2 separate regions of the Homo sapiens genome follow, and region 1 is linked to region 2. The links are chromatin contacts, found by Hi-C or POLR2A ChIA-PET in ENCODE. All regions are on one chromosome and are shown on one strand. Each heading gives the region's core, a stretch centred on a gene start or an enhancer-like site at or near the end of the contact. The rest is flanking DNA. Distances are from core to core; before and after follow the strand shown.

The links. Hi-C counts contacts between places; a loop is a spot of excess contacts on that map. ChIA-PET counts read pairs that join two places held with the same protein, here RNA polymerase II (POLR2A). Pooled maps may share reads with other maps.
Region 1: a map of B cell shows a loop between it and region 2 (12-fold over the local background). The contact joins the promoter of FUNDC2 here to the enhancer-like site in region 2. A Hi-C loop is called at or near these places in 1 of 168 maps with a recorded cell type or tissue (B cell), 1 of 37 single-sample maps with no recorded cell type and 5 of 50 pooled maps. POLR2A ChIA-PET finds 5 or more read pairs at or near these places in 1 of 52 experiments (Caco-2).

Annotation. Positions count from the first base shown.
Region 1 is chrX:155,024,575-155,029,299 of GRCh38, forward strand. It overlaps FUNDC2 (FUN14 domain containing 2), which reads left to right and starts at 2,270. Exons shown (of 5, transcript NM_023934.4): 1 at 2,270-2,497. The coding sequence starts at 2,365. RefSeq lists silencers at 2,091-2,180, 2,451-2,770 and an enhancer at 2,948-3,851.
Region 2 is chrX:152,954,607-152,959,587 of GRCh38, forward strand. All of the region lies in intron 18 of ZNF185 (zinc finger protein 185 with LIM domain), which reads left to right. Among named protein-coding and RNA genes, the nearest start is that of PNMA5, 37 kb to the right of the region's middle. RefSeq lists enhancers at 4,553-4,602, 4,613-4,742. Within about 2 kb of position 3,670, at least 19 of the 41 ENCODE cell types and tissues checked have a DNase peak (open chromatin) inside an H3K27ac peak, as active enhancers do; they include B cell, where a contact is called at or near this core.

The DNA of each region.
Region 1 (4,725 bases), core at 1,020-3,519, 2.1 Mb after region 2:
GTGGACCAGGTTGCAATTTTAAAGGAGGTTAGTCATGGAAAGTTTCACTAAGGTTGCATTTCAGCAAAGGGACATTGACTTCTACACTGAGGGCAATGGGGAGACACGGCCGGGTTGTGAGTAGAGGAGGGTGGTGATCAGAATTATCTTTTAGGCTGATCTTTCTGATCACTGTAGATAAAACAAACTCTAGCAGGATAAGGGTAGAAGGAGGGTGGCCTGTTAACCGGGGGTGAGAAATGGTGGCGGCTTGGGCTATGATGGTACCACTGGAGAGGGTGAAAAATGGCTGGATTCATTGTGAGGGTAACGTTTGTGGGAACTGCTGATGAATTTTGGATCTGTGGGCTTTGAGAAGGAAAAATTTGGAACACCAAGTTTTTTGGAATAAAGTTGACTAACTGGGATGGGGATGACTGCATGAGTAGCTTAGGGGCGGGGCACACTGTTAAAGGGCTCCTCAGGCACTGCAGGCATAGAAGCTCCTTTCTTTCCCAGTGCTTCTCTTATAGCGATTACAATGTTTTAAAAATGTGTCTTCCAGACAAATACAGTACAATCCAACATGTTTGAGGTTCTACAGTTAACAGATTGTATAATTAATAATCTGGGTGGGAATGTTAATCAGGAATGAAATACAATTTAAAAATTAACAAAGTAATGAGTCAGAGGCTATATTGATAGAAGCACTTTTTAAGGAATAGCATTCCCTGGCCCAAGGGCTTAGTTGATTGAAAATTTTATCTATTATTGCTAAATTTTAAATCAAAATATGGCCGGGCACGGTGGCTCACACCTGTAATCCCAGCACTTTGGGAGGCTGAGGCGGGCAGATCACGAGGTCAGGAGATCTAGACCATCCTAGCTAACAAGATGAAACTCCTCCTCTACTAAAAATACAAAAAATTAGCCGGGCATGGTGGCACGTGCCTGTAGTCCCAGCTACTTGGGAGGCTGAGGCAGGAGAATCGCTTGAACCCGGGAGGTGGAGCTTGCAGTGAGCCGAGATCGCGCCACTGCACTCCAGCCTGGGCAACAAGAGCGAGACTCTGTCTCAAAAATAAAATAAATAAATAAATAAATAAATAATCAAAATAGACCCCATTACCAAATTTTCATGTTTTCAAGGATTCTCTAAAACCTACAATATTATCAATTACATATTCACAAATAATTACTGAATACAATATGGTATGTGGTAAAGTACAAAGGAGTACTGTGGCCATTTGTGATAAATAGAAATCAAATTGGAAATCTTCATAGATAACGTATTTTTTCTTTTTTTTTTGGAGACGCAGTCTCACTCTGTCGCCCAGGCTGGAGTGCAGTGTCGCGATCTCGGCTCACTGCAAGCTCCGCCTCCCGGGTTCACGCCATTCTCCTGCCTCAGCCTCCCGAGTAGCTGGGACTACAGGCGGCCGCCACCATGCCCGGCTAATTTTTTGTATTTTTAGTAGAGACGGGGTTTCACCATGTTAGCCAGGATGGCCTCGATCTCCTGACCGCGTGATCCGCCCGCCTCGGCCTCCGAAACTGCTGAAATTACAGGCGTGAGCCACCGCGCCCGGCCAGATAAGGTATATTTTTATTCCTTTTATTTTTACTCAACTCCTATGGTGCCACAAAATCCTATATTAAGCAGTATAATTGAAAAGAAAAAGAAAACAATAGCACAATGATTATAAAGAAAATAGCCTGAGTTAACTTCATTTGTGTCACTCCTAAAGCAGTGGATCAGATGTCAATGTTTATTATCATTCACTAATTACATTTATGAATAATTTTTAAAAGTAAAGGAAAAGACTGGCTGTTTTAACTAACATAATAGAAACTGTTGCTGGATTTTCTGTTGAAGGTATATTTTGAAGTGAGTTTTATTAAGTATAACTCGCATGTAAAATTCAAAAGAAAAATTAAATACATAAATAAAATGTGTCTTCCTCCACTAAAAGAGTAGGACACATCGCAGAAGCCGATAAATATTTGTTCAATGTTTACATGAACAAACACGGTCACTCAGCCGTCTTTATTTTCAGTGAGTCATAGGTAAAATATTCTTCACCAGGCGAGGATTGAGTCGCAGTCGCGTCAGGAACTCGCCTCCAGGTACTGAGCGAGCGAGCCCCGACGGCCGCGGTGGGTGGAGGGGGGAAAGTGGGGGAGAGTGGGGCGGGAGTAGAGGGAGAGCGAGGGAGGGAGCCTCACCCCCGGGACGCTTTCTGCGCACGCGCATCTCGGTGCATCTGTTGGGCGGGACCGCGGGGCCTGTGACACCGCACGCTGAGCTCTGTGATGTAGCCGCTTGCGGAGACTGCAAGCAGCCGCGGCGCGCCCGGCCCTCCCTCTTCCGCTGCCGCCGTGGGAATGGAAACATCTGCCCCACGTGCCGGAAGCCAAGTGGTGGCGACAACTGCGCGCCACTCCGCGGCCTACCGCGCAGATCCTCTACGTGTGTCCTCGCGAGACAAGCTCACCGAAATGGCCGCGTCCAGTCAAGGTAAGGGCGGGCGCGCGCGCGGCCGGCGCCGCGGGGAGCCGCCTTCCTGGGCTCCGGAAGGGGAAGGGCTCCGCGCCCGCCAGTCGCGACCGAGCTCCCCGGGGAGTCCAAGCGGCGCGGGGACGGGGAGGGCGCTCGGGGATCGCCCCTGGCTCAGCCGCTCCCAGGGTCCGGCCAAGGTCACGCGCGTGTCTGGGGCCTAACCACCCTGGGGTGTCGTCTCCAGTGGAGCTCACCCAGCCTTCCGGCGCCGCCCCCGGCGCAGAAGCCCGAAGACATTCTGTCCCCGTTCTCGGAAGCGGTCTGGCTTCTTTGTCCCTTTGGACGTTCATCTCAAATGCCTCGTGGCGTCATTCTGTGTACAAGGCACCTCCCCAACTGCTTTATTGTTGGTTTTGAAAAACTAGCACATATGGGATGGTACTTAGGAATAGCCTTCTGTTTAGTCGGCATAGTCAAAGATTCCGTGTAATTCGCAGTGGAGCACGTCTTTAAGTTATGCGTCTTACCCTATTTTGAATGTTTAGGTTGTATTTAATTTAGTACTGACTCACGGGATCCCATTGCTAAACAGAGCCATCATTGAAAACTCAATCATATAAACGTAAAATTACGTAAATTATGTTAAAAACAAAGGCAGTGAAAATACTAAAAACTCATCACTTTTATTATTTACCATGTTTTATTGTTACTTTACTTTTGAGGTTATTTATACATCTATTGTATCTTTGTGGAGGAGATACTATACTATGGTGCTCTACTGTGCGTCTCTTCCCATCTCTGGGTTCAGTAGTTTCACAATTCAGTAATGTCATGCTCACGATGAATGAATACGCAATGGAAATTGGCTACACTACAAATCAGCCCTTGCCTAAAGCCGACTGTTAAGCATTTCACCAGCACGCCGCTAAATTTTAGATGACTCTGGGAAGGTGGAATGTGCAATGTGATAATTATGTATTTTCCTGCAGAGCAGACTGCTCTTATAGACTTTTATAAGAGCAGACTGCTCTTATAGACTTTTATAAGAGCAGACTGCTCTTATAGGTTGATCAGGTATTTGCACCTAGGAAATTGTTGTGAGAAATTTTGAGGTTAAGATGAGTTTCAATTGTTATCACAGTGATGATCACATAATAACTGTGATCATTGATTTTGTGGGCTCATAAACGAAGCTATTGGCTGACTTTTGTCTGTCATAGTGCTTAGCAGTGTTTGACCAATGACTGACCAAATATCTCGCATTTAATCTACCTTCCCCCCTACTCCCTTTTTTAGGGACTAGATCTGTCATTCAGGCTACAGCACAGTGGCACAATCATAGCTCACTGCAGCCCCAGTGGAGCCACCTGTTGATCTAAGGGGCTTGGTCAAATTACGTTAAAACTGTAATGTTTTGTTGTTACATTAGAAAAATAAATTATTTAACTACTTGAGAGGCCATGGAGTACCCAGGTACTCAGACATCCATATTTTGTTCTGCTAAATGGGCGTCTGTGATGTATCCTGAATGAATTCTTGAATTATATTTTGTGTATGGTTTAAGGTAGAGGTTGAGAGTAGTTTTTTTTGAAACACAAATATATAGTAGTTCTAACATCATTTGTTGTTTCCTTCATTGAGTTACCTTGGTGCTAAGTTATTAAAAATCAAATGACTATATGTGTGGATCTATTTCTGGATTCTGGATTCTCTTCCATTGCTATATTTGGGTATCCTTGGGTCAGTTTGACAGTGTTGAATGTCATTGCTTTATAAGCCTTGAAATTAAGATAGTTGTATATTATACTGTAGCTTTATAATGAGCCTTGAAATTCCTTGAACCCTCCTCTTTCCCTTGCCCGCCTCCGCCCCCAGGATTATTGTGGCAGTTTGTATTTTCCTGATTGCAGCAATATTTTCCATTCCTTATGGTCTTTTTCCTAGTGACTTTGACACTCCTCCCACCCAGGGGTGGGATCTATATTCCCTCTTCATGAATCTGGATGGGAGTTTGTGACTGACTGCCTGTTCCTACAGAATGCAGTGGAAGTTAACACTGCATTTGCTCTCTCCCTTTCTTGGGACTTTCACCTCCTGAACTCAGCTCCTATGCTGTAAGGAAGCCTAGACTGACTCACATAGAGTAGCAGCCTATCTATCTGTGTGAGTGTAGAGTCTTCAGACCCAGCCTGTAAGTCTTCTGGCTAAAGCCTCAGACATGAAACAAAGACAAACCACAGTGCTGT
Region 2 (4,981 bases), core at 2,420-4,919:
CACAGCTTCTCACCAAAAACAACCAAATAAAACAAATTAACTAATGTACTAATTCTGTATCTCCCCCTGTGTTGTTCATCTCAAAAAACTGTTATCACCTCATTGACTCAGACTCTCAACCAGCGAGGTAGAAGAAATGTTTGGGGGCATGTTAAATGTAACACCTATGAGACATGTAAGAGGTGAGGTGCAGGACGCAGGTACATGGTGATAAAAGAAAAACCTCAGCCGGATTAAATTTAAAGGAGTTTCATTGAGCAATGAACTATTTGTGAATCGGGCAGCCCCCAGAATCACAGCAGATTCACAGAGACTCCAGTGCAGCTACATGGTGGAAGATTTATAGATTAAAAAAAAGGTGGAGGGGGGGAAATGACGTACAGAAATTGGAAGTGAGGTACAGAACGGCTGGATTGGTTACAGGTTGGGGGTATGCCTTATTTGAACACAGTTTGAACACTCACCAGTGTATGAATGGTTGAAGTATGGCCGCTGGGATTGGCCAAGAGTTAGCTATTGTTACAGGTACACACTCCTAAGTTAGGTTTTCAATTTTGTCTGCCTCTAGGTTACAGTTTATTGACAAAGACTCAAATATAGAACTATGGAGTCCTTCTCAGGCCGTATTTAATTTGCTTTAACAATTCCCCCTTTTTGGTCATTTTCTCAACTTTGAGAGATTGACAAAAACCTTAGTTATTGATATCACTATTACCCTTGTAAATGTACTTATATGGTCTTGAAACCCACTGGGAAACAGGAGGACAGTGGGTTTTGTAAGGAGAGAATAAGGACTGAGTAGAAGGTACCTCTTTATGCTAGAATGTTCTGTTTACAGGACAAAAACAAAACCTGGTCTGTTTTAATAACTATTTGTTTCCTTAAAGTCTTAGTTTGATTATGTTACATTTAGCATGAGCAACTCCATTTTGTTTGGTTTGGTCTGTTGGGTCCTAGTGCATGAGCTCAGTACACAACAATGGCTTGCCAGAATTTTGTTTAAAAAATTCCCCTTGGCTGGGCGTGGTGGCTCATGCCTGTAATCCCAGCACTTAGGGAGGCTGAGGCGGGCAGATCACGAGCTCAGGAGATCGAGACCATCATGGCCAACATGGTGAAACCCTGTCTCTACTAAAAATACAAAAATTAGCCGGGCGCGGTGGCATGCGCCTGTAATCCCAGCTACTCGGGAGGCTGAGGCAAGAGAATCACTTGAACCTGGCAGTCAGAGGTTGCAGTGAGCCAAGATCACGCCACTGCACTCCAGCCTGGTGACAGAGCGAGACTCCACCTAAAAAAAAAAAAAAAAAATATTTCCCCTTATTGGCCAGGTTCTCACTTAGGTGAGAGTGTGACCAAAACTTAGGGCCTTAGCACCACTTTTAGTTACCTAGTTACCATCATTTTAGGTTTCCAGTCTCAGCATGTCATTCATAGGTTATGATGTCCTCATAATCATACATTTCAATCAGTTTTGTTATTCCAGTTGAAGAGAGACCATTTGACATTTCAGAGATGGCTGCATGCAAACATTTGAAACCTTTGAGAGAATACAGTGCACTGGGGAGACTACTATGACTACCAGTAGGATAATACCCAGAGTTTGAAGTATGCTGTTTACCTGAGGTCCCCATAAAACAAACTGCCTAAATTAAATAAAATAAAGAATGAGCTAGACGAAGAGTCTACTCACTTCACTAAGTGATCTTTTCATTAATCCTGTATGACTGAATTTTTATAATCTGCACTTGATATACATATTAGAATTTTAGAAACCCCATATAATTTTGGAATATATATTAATATAATTCACTAAAAATATACCCTGAAGATTAAACATTATTTTTATTGGCCAAGCGCGGTGGCTTACACCTGTAATCCCAGCACTCTCGGAGGCCGAGGCAGGCGGATAACCTGAGGTCAGGAGTTCAAGAGCAGCCTGGCCAACATGGTGAAACCCTGTCTCCACTAAAAATAGAAAAATTAGCCAGGCATGGTGGCATGCACCTGTAATCCCAGCTACTCGGGAGGCTAAGACTGGAGAATCGCCTGAACCCAGGAGGTGGAGGTTGCAGTGAGCAGAGATCATGCCATTGCACTCCAGCCTGGGCAACGAGGGCAAAACTCAGTCTCAAAACAAAACAAAACAGTATTTTTATTTTGACAATGCCTCCCATGATTTTTATACCAAATAAGCCAAATGTCACTGTTGCATTAGTGCATTATCGATGTCAAACCCAATTCTTAAATAAAACCTTATAGACAAATGTATTCAATCTTAATCAGTTTGAACATAAGGTAAGAATTTTATAAACCTTTTATAACCCTTTACAATTTTTGTTGAAGAGCAGATTAGTGCTCTAAGAAAACCTGTTGTGCTTTTATGTCCATGTTCAATTTATGGAAAAACCTAATAATACCCTTTTAAATTTAGTATTATCATACATAAAATTTTTTACAAGGTTAATTTTTTTTTTTTTTTTGAGACGGAGTCTTGTTCTGTCGCCTAGGCTGACAGTGGCATGATCTCGGCTCACTGCAACCTCTGTCTCCCCAGTTCAAGCAGTTCTCCTGCCTCAGCCTCTGGAGCAGCTGGGACTACAGGCGTGTGCCACCATGTCTGGCTATTTTTTTTTTTTTGTATGTTAGTAGAGAGGGGGTTTCATCATGTTGGCCAGGCTGGTCTCGAACTCCCAGGTGCTCAAAGGAAAATTTAAGACAGTCCATGGAGGAGAAAGGTATAGACAAGGTCATGCAGATATTAAACCAGAAAGGACTTATTTCCTAAGCCAGGAATCGAACCCAGACTGCCACTGTGAAAGGGCAAAACCTTAACTACTGAGCCCAGAAGGAGTCTAGAGTAGTTAATTTTGAGCTTGCAAAGGCTTTTAACTAGTCAAGATAATTTTTAGAACTAACTATGATATGAACCCTAAAATTCCTGTTCCCTGGAAGGTAGAGACAAGGAGAAAGTACTGCCACATGGTTACAAGGTCAAGCTCCCAAGGACATAAAACAGGATGGCGACCTTGTCCAGTTTTTTGTTGGTTTCAGGGACCTGCAGCAAAGTTTGTCACTGACCAGCTTGCTGGGCCATCTTGAGCAGCAAGCTTATGGGGGCCCAAGCCCATGTTTTATCCTAAGGTACCCCTCGACACAGAAAAACGACTTTATAGCACAAAATATACCAGATTGACTACAGCTTAAGACTAGACAGCCTCAGAATTCCTTTTTGCATTAATTAAAATTTTACAGAGGAGATAAACAGTGATTTTACAATCAGTTTGCACAGAGAGAGAGAAGCCTGAAATCTGACTGGGAAGAGATATTTACCCTTTTGCTGGCATGCCAGGCTTCTGGGCTCCCTTTCCCTGAGTGGCCCTGGTGATCTGGCTCTCTGCACCATTGCCCCGGGAGCCAAGCCACAACACAAAAGAATTTTTTTTTAAAATGCACTTCAGTGTGTTGTTGTTCATTTGGAATGTTCCACTGTAAGTTATCTTTCGTAAGATGTCACCATTTCTGTAAGAATTTGCTGCCTCCCGGGCGTAATGTGTAACCCAGAAGGAACTCAGTTTTCCAGAAGCAATTAATAGGTTCCATGGAATGTTGATGGTAAGAAAGGAAGGAAAAGGTGACAAGAGTGAGCGTAGACAGCTCTTTCTAAGGAGTTTGGCTGCTGGAAGGGGAAGAGAAGCAGCTGGGGTTAGGTGGGAGGAACTAAGTTTAGAGACGCTAAAAGTGTATGTAGCAGGAGTCACCTGATCAGGTTGAACTGCAGCAGGAACAAGGAAGTTCCATTTTGACTACTATTAGTTGCAAATTGGACCCTTATGTCAACTTTTTCATCTGTAAAAAAAAAGGGATGGCCAGGCACGGTGGCTCACGCCTGTAATCCCAGCAGTTTGAGAGGCCGAGGCGGGCGGATTGCCTGAGTTCAGGAGTTCACAACCAGCCTGGCCAACAAGGTGAAGCCCCGTCTCTACTAAAATACAAAGAATTAGCCACGCGTGGCAGCGGGCGCCTGTAGTCCCAGAATCTCTGGAACCCGGGAGGCGGAGGTTGCAGTGAGTCGAGATCACACCACTGCACTCCAGCCTGGGCGACAGACCGAAACTCCGTCTCAAAAAAAAAAAAAGGGGGGCAGGGGATGAAAATGCTATTGCTTTCCAGGAATAGCTATGACTACTTCCAATAAAGAAGACAAGAAGGTTCCACATGTGAAAACTACGCGGTCACAACGATAAGTGGGCGGGTGCACGCACGCGCGCTGAGATCGTGCGTGCACAGGCCGGGGTGCGGCCGGCGTGAGTACGCCTGCGCGTGCCGCCATTTCCTGCAGCCGCAGACTCTGCCTGCGGTGCTCGCCGGGAAATGAGACGATCAACAAAGAAAATGGTTGTTTTGGGCGAGATCGACCGTGGAGAGGCTTTTTCTGCAGCAGTCCCGGTTCCTGCCGCCAGATGGCGCTCGAGGATCACAAATGGGTCTAGGGTTCTCATAATGGCCCCGCCTAAGAAATTTTGGATTCTCCTGGCCCTTCCCCCCTTTGTGGGGTCAACAGCGGATTTGGGAATCTGGTGACCAACACGTGCGCACTCCCCTACCCTTGCCCCTACCGAGCCCTCCAGGGTAGCTTGGGGGAGAAGCTCCTCCCTAGACTGCCGGGTATTTGATGAGCCTGGCCAGCGCACAGGTCTTGAGCACCATGGTCAGGGAAGAAGGCTGAATGGCTTAGGTCTTCCTAGAGAGGCCGGAGGCGGGAAAGAACTGGAGAAAGGAGAGATGGCAGTGGGAGGATGGGGACAAGAATACCAGTGTGTTTCCAGCCAGAAGACGATGTCTTTTAACACCTCATTGAAGTCGTCAGGTGACTTTGCCCTTGTCAGAAAGGAGCAGCACTGCGGGGGTCCTACTGAGGAGGAGACTGACTGCTCCTTGGGGTGGGGATTGTGCCTCCTTCCTGTCTGCCCCACTCTTG